Linked DNA regions of Homo sapiens: region 2 is linked to region 1. Evidence: chromatin loops called from intact Hi-C (ENCODE). Cell type or tissue: dorsolateral prefrontal cortex. All regions are shown on one strand. Links, peaks and the distances in the headings refer to the core of each region. The heading gives the core; the rest is flanking DNA.

Evidence for each region. Hi-C counts contacts between places; a loop is a spot of excess contacts. Peaks named below come from ENCODE experiments on the same cell type or tissue, not always from the same donor. Only the 100,000 strongest peaks of a DNase experiment are listed, where the experiment ranks them.
Region 2: it touches region 1 in a loop (2.2-fold over the local background); 10 of 110 quality-filtered maps call a loop at or near these places.

The regions. Positions count from the first base shown.
Region 1 is chr1:109,786,911-109,798,328 of GRCh38, reverse strand. No RefSeq gene overlaps it. Among named protein-coding and RNA genes, the nearest start is that of EPS8L3, 29 kb to the right of the region's middle. RefSeq lists enhancers at 7,110-7,169, 9,715-10,598, 10,599-11,418. In dorsolateral prefrontal cortex, for the core only: CTCF peaks have their summits at 5,908, 6,113 and 7,286; a DNase peak (open chromatin) is centred at 6,028.
Region 2 is chr1:109,866,911-109,876,435 of GRCh38, reverse strand. All of the region lies in intron 4 of LINC01768 (long intergenic non-protein coding RNA 1768), which reads right to left. Among named protein-coding and RNA genes, the nearest start is that of CSF1, 39 kb to the left of the region's middle. In dorsolateral prefrontal cortex, for the core only: no CTCF peak of the experiment used is centred there; a DNase peak (open chromatin) is centred at 3,985; H3K27ac peaks cover 1,976 bases.

The DNA.
Region 1 (11,418 bases), core at 1,772-9,771:
ACCTGGGCAGTCTTCTATCATAGAGTACCATGGGAAGAAATGTGACTTCTGAGGCTTAGGATATAGAAGGTTATGTAGCTTCACCTTGTTCTCTGGGAACACACACTCTTGAGCCCTGAGCCACTATAAAAGAAACCCAACTCCTTTGAGGCCACCATGTTGGAGAGGCCACATGTTGGTGCTCTGGTACTGGCTCAGCCTAGCCCAGTCTTCCAGCCACGTGCCAGGTAAGCAAAAATGCCTCCAGACGGTTCAGCCCCCAACCATTTGAGTCTTCCCAGCTGAGGCCCAGACATTGCAGGGCAGAGACAAGCCACCCTCTCTGTGTTCTGTCCAAATTCCCCCGGAATCCCTCACAGACTCACAGAATCTGTGAAGATAATGAAATGGTTGGTGTTTTACAGCACTAAATTTGGGGTGGTTTGTTCTTCTGTAATAGACCACCGGAAGGAAGCCAAGACCCAGAAAACCAATTCCCCTTCCTGCTGGCTTCAACCCAGATGTGGCACTGACCCAGCCTCAAGTCCTAGGGATGACAAGCCACTGCATGGAAGGACCTGCATTGCTAAATAACCACATGGAGTGCTGCTGCTTGCTGATGTGAAACACTTTGGAAGGTTACATATAAACATCTTTTTTTTTTGAGACAGAGTCTCACTCTGTCACCCAGGCTGGAGTGCAGTAGCATAATCCCAGCTCACTGCAACCTCCACCTCCTAAATTCAAGTGATTCTCATGTCTCAACCTCCCAAGTAGCTGGGGTTACAGGCTCCTGCCACCACACCCGGCTAATTTTTCTATTTTAATATGTTGGCCAGGCTGGTCTCCAACTCCTGACATCAGGTGATCCACCTGCCTTGGCCTCCCAAAGAGTTGGGATTACAGGCGTGAGCCACTGCACCCGGCACATATAAACATCTTTATTCCTTAGGCCAAAAAAACACAACAAAGATATAGCAGGGACCAAGGCAGACGCAGTCTCTACCCTCTGTGAGCTTATGCCTGGCTGAGGACGAAGGTGGAGGGGAGAGGTTGCTACAACAGATCAAACAGTTCGGTTGTTTAATAACAGTTGTAATCAGTTCTAAGCAGAGATATATAAGGAGCTGTAAAAATCATTCATGGAGGCTCTGACCCAAGCTGGGAGAACACGGAAGGTAACCCTGAGGAAGTAATGCTAGCTTGGAGACCAGAAGGGTGAGTAAAAACTAAGTAGGATCGGAGGAAAGGATAGGGCAAGAATGTTCTGGCATCAGAAAGGGACACAGCATGTACAAAGGCTCTGAGTCAGAAAGGAGATACTGAATTTGAGAAACTGAAACAAAACAAAACTCAGTGTGGACCTTGTGGGCTGGGCTGAGGACTTCAAATACAGTCTCTAAGAAATGAGGATCCATGGGTCCATGCCAACAGGAGATTGTCCGATCAGATAAGCCTTGGGAGGCTGTGAGGGGAAGAAGCTGGGGTCAGGAGGCTACTGGACACTTTCTCTGGGTTGGGGCTATGGAGATAGAAGTGCTAAAATTCAAGAGATATTTGGGAGGTGGCTGATAAAATTTGGAGGGAAAGAGAAACTTGTTAAGAGAAGAGTCAAGGATGAAACGCTAGTGAGCTGATGTCTAGTCTATGAGTAAATTATGATGTCATGGCCAGAGGAAACCGAGATGTGGCCAAATACAAAGGGAGCTCAGAACATAGAAAAGGGATTAGCTTTGCTAGTAGGTGCCTTTGAGCATGTCATCTTCCACGTCTTTGTCTAGAATGTGAAAATAATCATGGCTCTGTCTATGACACAGGACTCTTTTAAGTATAAGGATGATGGCTGCATTCATTCACCTAAAAAAACTTGTTGAGTAGAGCCTACAATCTACAATAAATAAGATTGGCCGGGCGCAGTGGCTCATGCCTGTAATCCCAGCCCTTTGGGAGGCCAAGGTGGATGGATCACTTGAGGTCAGGAGTTCGAAATCAGCCTGGCCAACATGGCAAAACCCTGTCTCTACTAAAAATATAAAAATTAGCCAGGCGTGGTGGTGCATGCTTTTAGTCCCAGCTACTCAGGAGGCTGAGGGATGAGAACCTGGGAGGCAGAGGTTGCAGTGAGCCGAGATCGCGCCACTGCACTCCAACCCAGGTAACAGTGCGAGACGCCGTCTCAAAAAAAAAAAAAAAAAAAAAAAAAATACAATAAATAAGGTTAATACATAAAGTATATAGTGTATTCATGAAAAGTGCCAAGGAGAAAAAATTAAGTGGTGGTGGCTAGAAGGAAGAGTAAATTCTTAGGTACAATGTTCAAGGTATATACTCACTAGCAGGTTGGATCTAGGTTCTGTGGAAACTGAGGTTTATACAATGAGGGGATGCGAGATGCTCCTTTATAAAAAGAAGATAAAAATATCTTACCTTTGCAAATTTTACAAAGATATGTGACCATCTGAATAGATTTCTGGGGCCTTGGAAGAGGCCCCTGTGAGTGCAGGGACCCAAAGCACAAAACTGCATATTTCTCCGGGTGTCCACCTCCGCTCAGGAGTAATGGAGCAGCAGGGCAGGGCAGAGGATGGGCTGTGGGTATCACAATAAGAACCTGTTTCCAGGCCGGGCACTGTGGCTCATGCCTGTAATCCCAGCACTTTGGGAGGCCGAGGTGGGCAGATCACGAGGTCAGGAGATCGAGACAATCCTGGCTAACACGGTGAAACCCCGTCTCTACTAAAAATCCAAAAAAAATTAGCCGGGCGTGGTGGCGGGCGCTTGTAGTCCCAGCTACTCGGGAGGCTGAGGCAGGAGAATGGCGTGAACCCGGGAGGCACAGCTTGCAGTGAGCCGAGATCGCGCCACTGCACTCTAACCTGGGCGACAGAGTGAGACTCCTTCTCAAAAAAAAATAAAAAATAAAAAATAAACCTGTTTTCTGTGACTTAGAGCAAATCATCCAACCACTCTGACCCTCAATTTCCTGATCTGTAAACAGGGACAACAGTATCACATCTTTACAAGGTTTTAAGAAGTAAATAGCAGTGTGTATGTGCTCAGCTCATAGTAAAAAGTGGTAGCTATGTTTAAAACTTTTAATTCCTACTAAATACAGATGGCAAACTACAGTCTCAATCTCTGGGAGGGACCAGAGAGAACTCAAATAAAAAGGGAATTGCAAACTGAGAGCAGGCAGGCAGGCCCCAGGCTGCCTGTGAGTGCTGGGCTCAGTGGCGCCAGATGTATACACTGTTTGCGTGGCCTCTGACATGTTGAATGGGTCTGTGGCAATGACCCTCACATGCTCCACTCTGGAACAGAATCTTATGGAGACCAAACATCCAGGAAAGACCCAGCTGTCCCCATAGGCGTGGGCGTTTGCATGGAAAGAGCAGAAAGAGCAGAGGCTGTGAGCTCGGGAGGACCTGGATCAGAATCCTGCCTCTGCCAGCCTGTGAGCACCTGTGAGCGCAGCCAGTGACTCCCCGGTCTGAGCGGCTGCCTCCTCATCTGCAGCCTGGCAAGACAGTCCTAACACTGCTGCACAGGGGGCTGTGAGGATACAATGAGGTGAAGTGCCAGGCATACACAGAGTGAGGTAAATCCTCCTTCCTTTCTTCCTCTTCCCCATCAGGCACTCCAGGGTCTGCAGCCGAAAGACCAAGCTGTGACGCCTGGGGCACTCGGTGACTCTGGAAGTTCTCCTTGGGCCCTGGGTGTGTGGCTGCCTTGGCAAATGCTCACTGGCAGATAACAAAGCCAGTTTGACCCGCAGTGGGTGCCCATGACGTTCAATGACCTCAAACAATTAAACCCATAATCAGAGAGTGCTTGGACTTGGCTGCTGTGGGTTTGCCTACCCACGAGTCACAATCATCTTGCTGGGCTTATACGTCGGCCGTTAGCCCTCAAAGTCCTGTTGCTAAGAGATTATGAACCAAATGATGTTTCCAAAAAACAACCACTACAGGATGTTCCAGGAGAGAGCCATAATAACAGCCTAAACGGAACGGACCTGCTGTTATTGATAAAACCTTATAGAGTTGAGGATTGGGTAACTGAGGTAGCCTCGCCATACACATCCTATGTAAATTACTGGTTTGCAAAGGTTTTGAATATAATAAAATGGACTCAGCGATACAACTGTAATGGATGTAGTCTAATGTCTTCATAATTCCAAAGGTTCTTTAGTCAACCAAGATGTATTTGTTGGTGGTGCATATTACGACCATCTCAGCTACATTTAGTTGCAGGCAGTGACTAAGTCTAACATAGCTGTAACCACCCCCGTTTGGCAGAGTGCCTGTTTGCAATAATTAAGTGATTTAACATAGCCATTCACACCCACCTCCATTATTGCTTTGTTGCTGAGGCAACAGGAACCAGTCAACTAACAGAAGCCAGGTTAGAGCAGGACAGAAGGAAGTCAGCAAACCGGCACTTGCCAAAAAATGGCTGTTATCTGGCACCTAGAGTCGTTTTGCCCATGGGATTTTCCTGGGAAGATGCAGCCATTCTGTTCTGTGTCTTCACCAAAGGCTGCTGGGTCATCCCCAGATGATCTCTATCAGGCAGATAGATTAGTGCAAAGTAGCTGTTCCATAATCTGTTATGAAAGGAAATCCTGATCTCTGCTGGCCTCTCTCCAGACCTGGGAGCCTAGTAGTGTGATACCAGCCCCCGACACTCCCTTCCTGCCCCCTGTCCCTGATCTCCTCCCCTCTCAACCCTCGCCACCCACCACTGCTTTCCGTCTGCTTAGGCCCCCTGGCTGCAGCGGACTTAGGGTCTACATTTGATCTCCCTGGGGCAGGTCACGGAGAGAAAATTTTTGTATTCTTCTCTCCCATTTTATAGGTGAGGGAACCAAGGTCCAGGGAGACAAAGCTAAGCGTCAAAGTCACACAGCTAGTAAGTCAGGAGACAGGCTCATGTCTTCTAGCCCCAAATCTCAGGATCTTCACTGCTCACCAGACCCAAGCCCCCTATGATAGTTGCGCAGGAAACTGCTGGATGTTGCAACGCCTCCTAGAAAGGGTCAGCGTTTCCATGGGCTGACCCTGGTGACCCTCAGTCACTGCGTGGCACCCAGGGGAGGGGACAGAGCCACAGGAACTCTACCCTTTTTCCTTCCTCCAAGGGGTAGAGGATCAAGCAGAGCATTTAAGATCCCAGCCTTGGAAATGTATTCTGCCACAACCAGAGTGAACTTGGACAAGCTACTTACCTTCCTGCAAGGCAGTTTCCTCTGCAGAAAATGAGGGTAATACTGGTACCTATCCACCTGATAAGGCTGCCCTGGGGAACACCTGGGATTAAACAGGTAACAGCGGTCAGCAGGATGTGTGGGAAACAACGCTAGCAGCTGCACCCCGACTCTCACAAGATCCACATTTTCACCACGACCATCATCATCCACTTCTGCTCAGGACCTGAGGTGCAAGTGGGGCGGGAGCCTGTGTCCTGAGGGGCCTCTGGTGACAAGGAGACAGATTTCCCAGGATTCCTGAGATCTTTAATCCTTGGGAAGCTGGGCTGGAAGAAGCAGCTTTATGGGTTCCGTGCCCATCTAAACACATGTGCTTCCAGTTGGCTCTCCTGGGCTGGAATTCCCCAGGCCCCCGCCCAGGCCAGCTCCCGCCACTGCCCCATGCACCCCTCACTCCATGCTGACTCCCTTGGCAGGCCCGGGGGTCCTCGAAGGCTGGCTGCCTCCCCTCGCCAGTTATCAATTCCAGCCTCGGGGCGCCTCCCAATTCCGTCTGAAAGTTTCTGGAGGGGGCCAGGTCTTGCCACTCTGAGAGTCTTAAAACCCCAGCCCAGAGAACGGCTTCTAAAGGAGGCCTGGGAGAGTGGGAGTGGGGGATGAGGTGTAGGAGGGTGGAGATGAAGCTGAGGTGGAGGGGTCATTAATTCAGCAGCTCTGCCACTTGGTACCAGCCCCCAGGGCAGCGGCTCCAGTTGTCCTGTGGGGCCAGGACGCTGTTTCTGCTGAGTCATCCTTTCTTGCCCAGAGGGATCCTGGCCCCAAGCCACATTCCTAGTGGGGTCTGAGTGCTGCAGAGTAGGAAGCTTCCTTTCTCACCAGCCCCCAGCGCTCCAGCCATGCAAACAGGCTGGTCTCTCAGCAGCCTCTGCCGGCAGCGAACATGCTTCTCCGTTTGTCTGCATTCCCCCAGCCCCCCAGCCCACCTGGATCCCAAGTTCTGGGAGCTAAAAACACTCCCCAGGGAGGTACAGGAGGCGAGGCTGGCCCTAACAGGAGGGGGCCAAAGGGAGATTAAGGAACGATTTTAAATTTCTGCCTTCCTACAAGGGGCCCTCCCGCTGTAGGGGTCCAATAGCCCCACTGAAAAGGGCTGAATCTCAGCCCAAAGGCAGAGGCAGCAACCCCAACCTCTCTGTGTTGTGTGAAATGTCAGCGTCCCCAGACAAGCAAGGTAGCCACACCTGCGGAGCTCATGTATCAGGAACAGGCTAAGAACACCTACTATGTGCTAAGCACTGCTCTGGGCGCTGGCCTTGCAGCAGTGAGCAGGGCAGATGCGGCCCAGTCCCTGGCGTTTCTCCCAACCTTTCCAGTCCCACCACCGCTGCCTCCACTGGTGGTCTCCTCCCAGACTGCCCAGGTCCAAATCTTGGCTCCCCACTTCTAGCGATGGGATCTTGAGCAAGTTACTTTACCCCTCTGTGCCTCCATTGCCTCATCTGTAAAATGGGGTGAAGTAATGCCTACCTCATGGGAACGATGAGAGAGGTAAATGAGTTATTATGTGTAAAATGCTTAGAACAGTTTCTGGCACAGAGCTCAATTCTTTCCTGTGTGTTCTGAACTCTGTGCCTGGGCTCAGCCCTCTCTCCTCCTGGAATGCCCTGCCCCTCTTCTGGAACCCATAAGTCCAGCCTCTTCGCTGAGTTTCCAGGTGAGAAGACCAATTAGGGGCAGGCCCACAGTCAGCCCACAGCCTTACTAGGGCCACCAATACTGGCCGAGTGTTTTCCTGTTGCCAAGGGTTTTAAACAGCCCTGTGAGGTAGATAGGGGAGGGAATTCGGTGAGGGAAAGACACCCGCCTGAGGTTGCAGAACCAGCGAGTGTTGGATCTGAGAGTGGAACTTGGATCTTCTGACTGGAAGTAGCACTGCCTCTGTCCCACCTGGTGGCGTTGGTCCTAAGAAACCTTCAGATATCCTGAGGCTATCACCAGGGCCTCTGAAGCTAACCCAAGGCTCGGCACCCAGAAAATGGGGCCTTCCTAGCCCTTCAGAGGCCCTGGAGTCAGTTGAGCTTGTCTCAGAGCCAGCTGGGGTCCACGAAGGCCTCAAGACAGGGGGCGCTGGCTAGCAGAGCCCTGAGGAGGGCCCTGCAGGAAGAGCTCAGCGGAAACTCTGAGCAATGCTGGCAGCCACAGGCCTCTGGGCTTCCTGCACCCTCCACACAGGCTGCCCTGTCAACATCAATGTCAATGCGTTTGTGAAACCCTGCCGGGCAGGCAGTGGGAACTCAAGGGGCCCCAAGGGTTCATAGGCTGTGGTCACCCTGTTCCTTTGCAGCCCAGGAGAAGGTGGCTTTCTAAAGACTGCTGTCCACAGTGTAATGGGATGCAGCTGCTGCCGAAGACAGTTACCTGAAGGAGGCCCCACGGTCTCCTTAGGCCTTGGGCCTCCAGATCCCATGGCTTCTCCCTGCAGGTCCATATCTTCTGGGGTCCCCACAGATTCAGAGAACCCCCAGACAGAGCAATAGAGTGGACCTTGTGGTCGAAGGACTTTGGAGTGAAAGACATGTGGGTTATAAGCCCAATCCACAGCTTTGCTATCTGTGTGACTTTGGGAAAGTTAGTTAACCTCTCTGTAGAGAGCCTCAGTTTTCTCATCTGTAAAATGGTGACAGAAAGTACCTACCTTGTCCTGAAGATTAAATAAAACAATGTAAATGGGAGACCTGGCATACCATAAGCTTTTGATAAATAGGAACTGATGTTTTTGTGACCACTGAGTGATAGCAGATATTGGAGGTACAAATACTATTGCATTTCTTCGATTTGTATAATTTCAATTAAAACCATCCAGACCTAATTTACTATACTTGAAAGAAAAACATACCTTCCTCTGGAATCTTCCTCTCCTTTCAAATTGCCCAAGAACCTCCAGGTCTCATGTACTCAAAAAGTGGAGGGGGAGGTAGAGGCTCCAACTTCTGCACCTTGGCCAGGAGAACCAGGACGCTGACCCGTTCCCACTGAGGTGGCACCTGTGGATAACTGCTCCCACGTGGTCAGAAGGCTGAGTGTCCTGTGCCAACCAGAGCACCACACAGGCCACATGCATCTTCTGGGGGCTGACTTCAAGGATGGCAGAGGATGGCTGACAGTTTGCTGGGGCTTCAGGTCCACCCCTTGCGGTCAGAGTCTGAGTCCCTTTTCCTTCCCCAGGATCCACACTGGGGTTGGGGCTCCTTCTTTACAGACCCCAAAACACAAATGGCCTCCTTACTCCTGTGTCTGAAAGTCCCCAGAAAGCTGCTCCCCTTCGCCACCCCCAGACCCACCCTCCATAGTAAACCCCAGTGCTGAGTCACCTGAAGACTACCAAGGTAACTCTTGCACAGAACAGAGGGAAAAAATGGTCTATATGGGGCTTCCTGCCGTATTTTTTTTCTTCTCAGTAACTAGGCAGCAGGGAGAAGCCAAAGTGAAGCCAGCATCCAGCGGTGGAGCCTTTGCCTTTTCTCTTTATGCTCCAGGTGCACCAGAGGTGAGCAGGGGACGGGAGGGTTTCATTTCTGTAGCCCCAGGCGTCAGGCTTCAGAGCCTGAGCTCTCAGCCAGGATATCTCTACAGCTCAGTAAATGCTTGCTGACTGACTGAGAGCAAAATGATCTCTCTGAGGGGGTGGGATCAGGCAGAGATGCTGGGATGGGCAGAGAAGAGGAAGTAGACCAGGGAAACGGCCAGGGGTGAGGCAGATAGGTCTGCAGATGGGCTGGGAGCAGCCTTGTAGGAGCAGAGGAAAGAGAGTACTGTTCTAGGGTGGCCTGAGAGTAAGGGGTAGTGAGGGAAGTGGCCACTAGGGTTGCTGCAGGACACCAGAGGCATCTCTGGGAAACCTGTGGAGCCTGCTGAATGCCTCCAGGTGCATGGTGGGGGCCGGGGAGCAGAGGCCTCATGGACGTAGCAGCCCCAAAAGGGCAGGTGCATGGGGGGTGGTTCCCAGGGGTGTTCAAAGGCAAAAATTAAAATGGTAACTCCCTCTGCGAAGAGACCCCTGGGCATGGTCCAAACTGATTCAACAGCAAGCATACTGCCCTTGACAATGTCCAGAGCCCAGGCCACCACCTAGAGGCCGCACCAGCACTCTCTGGGCCCATGTTGCTGCCCTATGCCAAGACGCAGGTCCCTGGAGGCACGAGCAGCCTGGAGCTGACCTGGGCTTCCTCAGGTGCAACAGGCACATGGAGTGTCTGAGAGGCACAGGAGCAACAGCCAGTGCCCCCTGCAGAGGACCACTGGGGTCACAGACTTCAGACCTGATGACCTGGGCTCAGATCCCAGCTCTGCACCTACCAGCCGTGTGACAAGGTGTCCTCTCTGAGCCTCAGTCACACACTGCCTTAACGGTTGGGCCTCATGGAGCTGTTTGTGAAGGTTAAATGGGAAGACATAAAGCACTTAGCCCAGAGCCAAGGACATGCTGAATAGGATAATGGTGGCCTCCTTTGGCGCTGTGCTGGTGCAGGTGTGCCGAGGAACTGGGCAGGGGTGACAGATACCTCTTCTAACCTAGTTCCTTTCCAAGAACCTAATTGGTGTCTCTCCCTCCCCCAGGCAATTGGAAGGAGGAGGCTGGGCCCCAGCCCCAGAATACGGGAGGTTTCTCACCGTGGTAGGGAAATTGCTGGGTTGGGGGTGTGGGCAACCACAGTGATCGTCTCTCTGCAGGACGGATGCGGCTTTGCTGACAGAGAGTCTGCGGCCTGGACATGCCAGCGGTGCAGGTCTGAGGTCAGCACTGGGGAGCCGGGCTGGGCCCCACCAGGGCGAGACATCTGCTTTCAATCAGCTGCCCTTCTGCCCGAGAAGGGGGTGAGGGCTGAGACCTCCCCCAAGCCCAACTTCTCATCACACAGAATGGACACTGAGGGCAAAGGAGGCAGGAGAAGCTCTAGAGACCCAGGTCAAAGAGATAGAGGTTTATTTTTGTTAAGCCACTTAAACTAAATCCTTCAATAGCTCTCTTTTGCAAGGCCATGCCCAGTCCGGCCAGTCAGCCCCCAGCCTCCCCCCGCGCCGCCCCAGCTCATGCTGCCTTGTCGCAAGCCTCTGGCTTGTCCGCCACTCGAGGGCTTTGCACTCACGCCCTGGGGGCCCCTGCCCTGCCCTGTGCAGGCTGACTTGTCATCCTTCAGCTGAAATCCCACTTACTCAGGAAAGGCTGTGGACGCATTTCTCCAACCCTGTTGACAATCTTGTTGAACACAGTTTGCTTTGTACCTATGTGTTCATCTGCATGGCTACTGAATGTCTGCCCCCCACCCCACTCTAGACTGTAAGCCCCATGCGGGCAGGAGCTAAGGCTGTCTTCCTCAGGACAATATCCCTAAAATTCAGAGCAGGGCCTGCCACAGAGTATGCGCTCAATAAATACTTGCCGAATGAATGAATGACTCATGCCTCTAAATATTTATAGCAGTTTCCTTCTGTAATCTTCAATGGTTTGAGTTCCACCAGATCCCTGCAGGATAATCAGTGCTTACGCCCATTTGACAGGCCCAGGTGAGTTAATGACCCTGGCTCCCAATCCATCCTGACTCACAGTATCAGGCTACCTTTGTCTAGGAGGAGGAGGAGGGACAAACTGGGAGAAGAGAGGCACGTGCCACAGAACCGGAGACCAGAGAGAGGGCTGGGTGAGAGACCAGCAAAGGGTGGGGGCACTGCCGGGGAGCCACATGCCAGCAGCCAGGCCCATCACACCCCATGTCAGCCTGTGTGGAATCACTCCCCATCCTGGAGAAAGTCCAGGAAGATGCCCACTGGGGATGTGCCCCAGCGACCACCCCCTATCCCTGCCAGTTCTCACATCCTTCTCCTGAAATGGCCATGCACTAAGCGGGCTTGCAGTCAACCACCCCAGGGTCAAACCAACGTGCTGCCTCTGACAGCTAAGCAATCTCAGACAGTTTAGTCAACTTTCTGAGCTTCAGTCTCCTCAAATGTGAAATAGTACCATAATAGAGCTGGCCTTAATGAGCAGTGGTGAAGCACCCATGAGCCCATGAAAGTTAAGCACACAGCAGGAAGAACTGGGTCTCTATGTTTCCACGGCCGCCATTGGCTCATGGGGACCATCCGTTGGGTATTGAGTGGTCTTGCTCTTGGCGGTAGACAGGGCTTATTCCCCTCCACCTGGGAGTGTCTTGAGGACAAGGACCTTTGTA
Region 2 (9,525 bases), core at 24-8,023, 80 kb before region 1:
CGAAAAGCACAAGATAAAGATGTTGAAAATTATACTACACTCAGGACTCCGTAGGCTGAACTAAGAAAAGCCCCAAGTGACCGTGAGGCTGTCACTGTCTAATCCTACCCACCTGATCCACAGAAAGGAAGAGCAATTGGCTGGCTAGAGAACAATGACAGGAGAACAGAAGCCTATTGATTATTCCATTTCTGAATAATCATCGAATTGGACATAAATTTTTATTAGACCTGTACTGTATATATGTTTCATATCCTTTCATAGTTAACATTGTATCTTAAGCCACACCTCATTCTATTAAATACTATTTTAAAACATTACGTTATCGTAAACATCCTGTTTTTTTTTTAAGTCTTTGTTCTTATCTTCGATTTCCCCTTCCCCTTATTCATAGGGTACCATTGCTGAGTCAAAAGATATAAATATTTTTAAGATCACCGAAACTTATTTTCAAATTTCCCTGCAGAAAAGCGTTTCCAGTTTCCACTCAGCAGCAAATGAGAGTGTTGCCTGCAGCCCTTCCAGTAGGTAGGTCTATCATTGTTAAAGTCTCAGTGGATGGATTTGAGAGAGATTTTTAAAAGATAGAATTGATGGAATTTGGTGGCTGCTTGTGGGTATGAGAGGTGAAATCAAGAGAAGGAAGAGTTCATGATATTGAGATCCTTGGCTTGGATGTGTAGGACGATAGGGAAGCCTGTAGCTGAGAAAGGCAAAAGAGAAAGAGAATTGGGATCAGGCGAATAGAAATTTTGTTTAGGAGTACTGCACATTTAAAACAAGCAAACAAAAACCATGCAACACTCAGTAGATAAATAAGAAAAAACATTTTCCAAAAGGAAACATGTAAATAATTAAATAATTACAAAATATCAGTCTCACATTTCATTAACTAAGATTCATTTGGCTGAAAAGAATAGAATTTTAATTTTTACAAGTTAAGTTAAAGGAGGGAATTTAGAGGAGATAGCTAGGAAGAGATCCTTACACACTGGCAAGAGTCACTCTATCTCTATCTCTCTTCTTTGTTTGACTGCTCAGAGGAGGTGGGTGCTCTTCTGGGCACGCAAAACAATGAATATCCCCTAGATTCCCCGTATACGTACTTTTCTTCCCATACACATAATGCCTCCAAATGTCCTCTCTTAACGTAATGCAACCATCCCATCTCAGTGTAATGTAACTCAAGTCTTATCCAGCGACTGCATCCAGTTCCAAGTTCAGAATCTACTAAATTAGAAATCTCTTTTTTCCTCTGATAGCTGTTAAGATTTTCTTGTTCTTCTTGATGTTCTGCAGATTTAGAAAAGCCTGTATAGATGTGAATTTACTACCTATTCTACTAAGAACTCAGTGGGCACCTTTTTGTTGTTGTTCTGTTTTGTTTGTTTTTGAGACAGAGTCTCACTCTGTTGCCCAGGCTGGAGTGCAGTGGCACAATCTCCACTCACTGCAAACTCCACCTTCTGGATTCAAACGATTCTCCTACCTCAGCCTACCAAGTAGCTGGGATTACAGGCGCATGCCACCATGCCTGGCTAATTTTTGTATTTTTAGTAGAGATGAAGTTTCACCATGTTGGCCAGGCTGGTCTCAAACTCCTGTCAGGTGATCCGTCCACCTTGGCCTCCCAAATTCCTGGGATTACAGGCGCCTGGCCTCTCTTCTTTTATCTTTTGAGGATTCTAAACCAGCTTAGTTTACAACCATTTTCATCTTGCTCTACTACTTTCTTTCCATCTGGAGGGAGTTTGTTCCCTGCTGACTGCTTTTGTTGGCAGTCTTTCTTCATATTAGTTTTCCTGTTTCTTACCCATGGCAATGTTTAGCTTCTTTTGAAATGTGGCAGCATTGTTTTATTTTCCCCTTTTTCACTGGGGAGGCAGCTTAGAGTGACAGTGAAGAGCTCAGGTTCAGGGGTCATGCTGCCAGGGCTCACATCTCCATGATTTGATAGCTGCACAGCCTTGGGCAGCCTTCTTCAGTTCTCTGAGCTTCCATTTCCTCATCTGTTCACTGGGGGATAATAATAGCACTTACCTAATGGGGTTTTTGGGAGAGTTGAATGAACTAACGCATGTAAAGCACATAGACTATGCCTAGGACATAGTCAGTGTTTAATAAATTTTGGGATTATTTCTACGTATTTGGAGAAAATAAATGAGTTTGGTGTGTATGAAAGTGGCGCTCAAAGCGTTAACTTAGAGGGTCATTTGATGGTGAGTCCAAGTTTAGGATTCTTGGGTGTGTCCTCAAGTCTTCTTGTGGCTCCTCATGATCTTGCCCTCATTGGTGATGTGATTATTACAACCACCAACCACCTCCAACACACTTCATGCACAATGCTGGTGGGAAACAAGGTAACCATTGTAAATGCTACCATTTAAATTGGGTAACAAGGAAGCAACATTCAATGGACACTGGTCCAACATTTAAATCACATCCAGCTGGATAGGGACAGGGAGGTCAGGGCTGTGGCTGAATAATATCACTGTATCCTTGGCAAGGAGTGAGTTCTCTAGTTGGCCAGTCTGTCTCTCCAGGTTTTGCCAGTTGGGAACATTCCCTTTGCCCATATCCACAAGACCCCTAGTGAGCATGGGAGTACAAAGGATCCCCACACTTGAGGCTGTGGTGCCTCACAAATCACTTCCTGTTGGCCTACATACCTGCAGATTACCTCATAGCAGAGTTTCCCCCAACTTGTTGGGTGATAGAAATCTCCTAGGAAATTTGGTGAAAATACAGATCTCCAATCACATCTCAAATTCATGCAGTCTCCAGGGGAGGTGCTTTGAAATCTATGTTCTTAACAATCATCCCAGGGGATTCTTATTGTCAGGAAAGTTTAGAAAATAAACACCTTAGTGATTGTGCAATCACACACTTCCATTTGGCAAACTTGTGCTTTTTTAGCACGTAAACCCTTAAACCTTGCATCATCTTACTGTGAGTTCCACTCTGGGGGTCTCTATGACTAATAACCAACTCCAGCAATGTTGAAGGTATGGGAGGTGTGCTGGCCCTTGCCCATGTGGCTCCAGCCTCTTACCGGCAGCTCTGGAGCCTCTGCCCATCCCCCAGGGCTCAGCAGGAAACTGGGGAGGGAAGGCAGGGCTACTCTGTCCTGCTACGTTACTTCTGCCATGGGGACTTTCACATGGCACTGTGGTGGGGTAGGGAGAGGTTGGTGATTCCTTGTCAGGCAAGGAGGGCACAACACAACATGCTTGGCTGGTTATGGTTCTTTCCAGGTATTGCCATTTCAGTTTTCAGGATTCTACAGCTTCTTAATCAGTGCAGAACCTTTAGTGTGGGAAGAAAATTGGTTTTTTTGCTGTTGGACAAAGGCTATGATGATGAACAAAGGGCATGACTTGGCCATTTGGGACTTCTGGAGACTAACAGAAAGACCTCTCTTAAAGTTGCACCTCTCTGCCCAGGGGTGCCTTGATTGCTTGCTTCTTCTGGGTCTTCTCTTTCTCTCCCTCACAGCACCTTACCAAAGGCTGCAGGAAATCACTAACACATTCTATTATTCTGGTATTTTCATACCAGGTCTCCTAAAGCATAAGCCTGCATAGCACATGGTCTGAGTCCCAAGAAACACTGGAAAGTGGTCTAACCCCTTGATACAATTAGGGAATGCGATTTTTCCCAGCCTAGGATCTGGGGATGCTCTCAGCTACCCGCTTTCACTAACCAACCTTAATTCAGCCATTTGGAGCTTGTCAATTTCCACATCCTAGTTCAAGTTCCATTTTCTGCACTAAGACTCATTAAGTAGTAAGTGACAGAAACACAGCTCAAACTAATTTTGGCCAAAGAAACATTTGTTGGAAGGATCATGTGGCTGGGAGAAGAGCAGAGTGCAACTGGCTCCAGTGACCAAAGGTGATCACAGAGACTCTCTCCACTCCTCATCCTTGTTCTCTCTGCACATCAGTGTCATTCTCTCACAGAGGGTTGGTGCAGATGGCAGGAGAATGCCTCTGGCGGCTGCTGTGACTCACCAACAGAGAAGGATGAGGCTTGTTTTCTCTAATCATAACATTTTAAATCACTAAGACAGACTCTGAATGGCTTAGTTTGGCTCAGTTATTCAGCTCTATTTTGGACCACATGTTTAAAAGGAGGTGAAGGAGCATTTCCCAGAAGAAGGGTATTTTCTAAACAATAAAATGTGACAGAACAGAACAGTAGAATTGTTCTACCCAAAAATTTTAAAAATGCATATTAAAATGACAAATACCATTGGGATGAAATGGCCGGATGCAGTGGCTCATGCCTGTAATCCCAGCACTTTGGGAGGCCGAGGCAGGCAGATCACTTGAGGTCAGGAGTTTGAGACCAGCCTGGCCAACATGGTGAAACCCCATTTCTGCTAAAATACAAAAAAAATTAGCTGGGTGTGGTGGTGTGTGCCTGTAATCCCAGCTACTTGGGAGGAGGCTGAAACAGGAGAATCACTTGAACCTGGGAGGTGGAGGTTGCAGTGAGCCGAGAGTGCACCACTGCACTCTAGCCTGGGCAACAAAGCAAGACTCCATCTCAAAAAAAAAAAAAAAAAAAAACATTGGGATGAAATGGAAATACCTAAAGCTGGTGTATTATTTTCTATTGCTGCAGTAACAAATTACTACAAATTTGGTGACTTAAAACAACACAAATTTATTCTTTTACAGTTCTGTAGTCAAAAGTCCAACAGGGGTCTCACAGGACTAAGATCAAGGGGTTGGCAGGGCTGTGTTCCATTCTGGAGGCTATAAGGGAGAATCCGTTTCCTTGCCTTTTCCAGCTTCTAGAAGCCCCCCACTTTCCTTTGCTTGTGGCCCCTTTCTCCGTCTTCAAAACCAGCAACATAAGGCCGAGTCCTTCTCACATGGGTGTCTCTCTGGTCCTCTTCGGACACCTTCTTCCACTTTTAAGGACCATTGTGATCACATTGGGCCCATAAAGATCATCCAGGATACTCTCCCATCTCAAGGCCAGTAGATTAGCAATCTAAATACCCCTTTTCCATGAAAGACAATCCATTCATAGGTTCTGGAGATTAGGACATAGACATCTTTGGGGAGAAGAACAATTAATTCAACCATAACTGTAAGAGTACAGTGAGTACATCCTCTCAAATTCTTTTGGTAAAGTTGTAAAATTTCATAAAATTTCTGGAAAGCAAATTAGCTGTTTGGTAAAATAGGCCTTAAAATGTTCATATGTACTTAGCCAACAATTCTAATAATCTGTCCTAAAAAAATGCTAAATGCATGGGGGAGGGTGAGTTATGCACCAAAGTGTTCATCACCACTTTACTTATATCACAAAAAATTTGAAACAACCTTAATGTCCAGTGGCAGTAAGGCTAAATTAACCATATTATATTCATATAAGGAAATATTATGTTGACAGTTTAAAAAGTATGTTTATGAGAAGCTTTTGATGAAATGAAAATGTGTATATGCCCTAATGTTAAGTAAAAAGAGGAGTATATCTATACCTACCAATTTGTTGTGAACCTAAAGCAACTCTAAAAAATAAAATGTAATAGTTTCTTTTAAGAAATGAATACAAAATAATCATAGCTACAGTATGACCTCAACTCTACTGAAAAATAGATTTGGCCATGCGTAGTGGCTCACCCCTGTAATCCCAGCACTTTGGGAGGCTGAGGCGGGTGGATCACCTGAGGTCAGGAGTTTGAGACCAGTCTGACCAACATGGTGAAACCCTGTCTCTACTAAAAATAAAAATTAGCCTGGTGTGGTGGTGTGCGCCTGTAGTCCCAGCTACTCAGGAGCCTGAGGCAGGATAATCGCTTGAACCTGGGAGGCAGAGGTTGCAGTGAGCCAGGATCGTGCCACTGCCTTCCAGCCTAGGTGACAGAGAGAGACTCTGTCTCAAAAAAAAAAAAAAAAAAAAAAAAAAGATTTACAAAAATATCTGGAAAGGAAAATGTGGTGGGATTTTTGTAGATAATTTTTTTCTCTATATGTACTTCTTAATTTCATTTTTTGATATACGATCTCACTCTGTCACCCAGGCTGGAATGCAGTGGCCCAATCGTAGCTCACTGCAGCCTTGAGCTCCTGGGCTCAAGCAATCCTCCTGCTTCAGCCTCCTAAGTAGCTAGGACTACAGGTATGTGCCACTTACCCCTGACTAATTAAAACAATTTTTTTTGTAGAGACAGGGTCTCACTATGTTGCCCAGGCTGACTCTTTATTTATTTCTAAATTGGCCCTTAGGTACACAGAATAGTGTTCATTATCATCCTTGTTTCGTTACACACCACTATCATTAGTCCAGGCATGGCTACTTCCATTTATTGATTTGGTTAGTAGTTGGCTAGTTATTTTGATAATGCAATGAGTACCCACAAAGCTAACACTCTGAACAAAAGCATCACTAACCTTACCATCACTCCTATTCCACATCCCTCACATACACAACCCCTCCACACTGTTTCTATTTGAGACAAACATGATCTCAAATCCCATGTTTATCTTTTCTTCGTAAATAGTTTTATTGCATTTACTGTGGAACTGCCAGTCCCTTACAAAGTCTTCTCCTTTCATTTTTTTCCTGACAGTTCTATGAGAAGGAAAGGGACAGGAAAGGGTTTTCATTATTAGATAAAATAAATTCTGGCTAGGCACGGTGGCTCACGCCTGTAATCCCAGCACTTTGGGAGGCCAAGGCGGGCGGATCACGAGGTCAGGAGATTGAGACCATCCTGGCCAACATGGTGAAACCCCGTCTCTACTAAAAATACAAAAAATTAGCTAGGCGTGGTGGCGGGCGTCTGTAGTCCCAGCTACTCAGGAGTCTGAGGCAGGGGAATCACTTGAACCTGGGAAGCAGAGGTTGCAGTGAGCTGAGATTGCGCCACTGTACTCCAGCCTGGTGACAGAGCAAGACTCTGTCTCAAAGATAAATACATACATACATACATACATAAATTCTACACTCAAGCAGCAAGTGTTGACATAATGGTAACCAACAAAATGCCATCTTAACTATTTATTCCTCAAACCATCTAGCTCATTCCAATAATACCCATACTTGGTTCAGAAGTTGCAGTTCAGCCCCTGAATGTGTGTGGTCAAATTCCACACTCCTGGTAAAGGGAAGTTTTGAGGTGCCTGAGTTTCATGTGAGACCCAGGCCTTCCTTAAGGGGAGAGCCACTTTTCCTAGTCACATTCTCTGGTCTGTCTCAAGATGGGGCCAGGCTACTTCTGCCTCATGGAACACAGTTAACCCACCTGGAGTCCAGATAGATAAGTCAAGGCCTCTGGCCCAAGCTTCTTCAAGGTCCTATTAATTCCAGGACCCTCAAGTAGACTTTTGTGTTGGGATTTTATTTTTCTCTCTTATGCACCCGGTAAATACTTCCCCAGGAGATCTCTTACAAGCATCAGCTGGAGACCTTAACCAAGGACCCCTATCAGGATCACCTAAGAAGCTTTTAAGAACTACAGATGCCTAGGATCAACCCCACTCCAAGAGATTCTGTAAGTCTTGTGTCAGGAGTTAAGGCCTCCATTTCCTTGGAGACCTTACATACATACTCCATTAAGAACCACAGCCAAGGTGTGAACCTGCCTTGGTCTTCTTTAAGTTCTTCCAGTCACCTGGCTTTTAGGCCTATGTTTTAGGAGTCAAGTGTCCATCCTGTGTTTTCTCATGCCTCCCAGTAGATTGACATTCACCTTCTGACTGTTAGGAAAATGGCCAACAGTCCTTGAGAGTTGCTGGCATTGGCTGTTTTTTATTTCTTGGCCATCATGGTCTTCTGTGGCTGATTGATTGATTGATTGATTGAGACAGGGTCTCACTCTGTTGTTCAGGCTGGAGTGCGGTGGTGTAATCTCAGCTCACTGTAACCTCCATCTCCTGGGCTCAAGCAATCCTCCCACCTCAGCCCCCTGAGTAGCTGGGACTACAGGGGTACACCACTATGCCTGGCTAACTTTTGTATTTTTATGTTCCTTTTTTAAAGAGACAGGGTTTCACCATGTTGCCCAGGCTGGTCTTGAACTCCTGAGCTCAACTGATCCGCCTGCCTTGGCCTCCCAAAGTGTTGGATTACAGGCGTGAGCCACTGTGCCTGGCCCACAGCCATTTAAAATCTCTTTCTCTTTCTCTCTCTCTTTTTATTTCTCTGTTTTTCTCCATCCTTTCCCATCTCTCATTTTAGATTATCCTGTGGGTCAGGATCAGCTTTGTTCTTTTCCTGTTTTTCCCCATGCAATATGCACCTGCAGATTTCTTTTTTTTTTTTTTCTTTTTTTTTTTTTTTTGAGACAGAGTCTCACTCTGTTGCCAAGCTGGAGTGCAGTGGCGCAATCTTGGCTCACTACAACCTCTGTCTCCCGGGTTCAAGAGATTCTCCTGCCTCAGCCTCCCAAGTAGCCAGGACTACAGATGTACACCACCAGGGCCAGCTAATTTTTTTTAGTAGAGACGGGCTCTCACCATGTTGGCCAGGATGGTCTCGATCTCCTGACCTCATGATCCCGCCTCAGCCTCCCAAAGTGCTGGGATTACAGGAGTGAGCCACCATGCCTGGCCACACCTGCAGATTTCTATCCTCCATTTTTGAGACCCCAGAGGCAAAAAGATTTCTCTCTTCAGAACTGGCTTGAAAAATCCTTCAGAAAGACCATGTTTGAGGGGGTGATTAGAATAATGGCTAAGAGCATGGACTCCAGAGCCAGAGTTCAAATCCTGGCTGTGTGAACATAATGAAGTTATGTAACCCCTTTGTGTCTGTTTCCCCCTAAAATGAGGATGATAATTGTATTACTTCATTGGGTTCTTGGGAGAATTCAATGAGCTAATGATGTGCTCAAAACAGTGCCTGGTACATGGTAAGCTCGTATATAACCGTGGCCATCACTCATCCTGCAGACAACACAAGAATGTTTAATTTGCTTTATGAGCTCAACTATCCAAAAGTAGAAGAAATAAGAAGAACTCCTTTGTTGGATCTAATGTTAAAAACATATGTCAATATTGGTTTATGATGCACAAGTGACTAGAGCTTGGGAGAAAGTAATGGCTTTGTGGAGCTCTTTATGGTGCAGAAGGGACCTGTTCATCTCACTCAAGGAGAGCAGATTTCAACAAGTTGGGAAATTTGCATGAGTCAAAAATATTGAAGGAGAATATGGCTAAAGAGGGACAGAAATTTCTAAGAAGTAATATGTTCATTATGTAGTCACAAATGAACCAAGGAAACATGCTGGGCCCCACCTTCTTCCTTGTTTCCTTTTTCATCCCCCTTTAAATTCTGTCCAGTTTAAATCCTAAGTTTGTCTTGCTGCTTCTTCCCATTCCCGCATCATCCACTCTCCTTCAGACTACCTTTATTTTTCACCTGGGCTCCCAACTGGTCTCCCCATATCAACTCTGGCACCTTTTAGAGTTCAAGGCATTCTCCACCCTCCACACTATACCCACAGTGATTATTTTGAAATATAAATCTGATTGCAATCCCATCATCCCTATCCTACCTCCCACC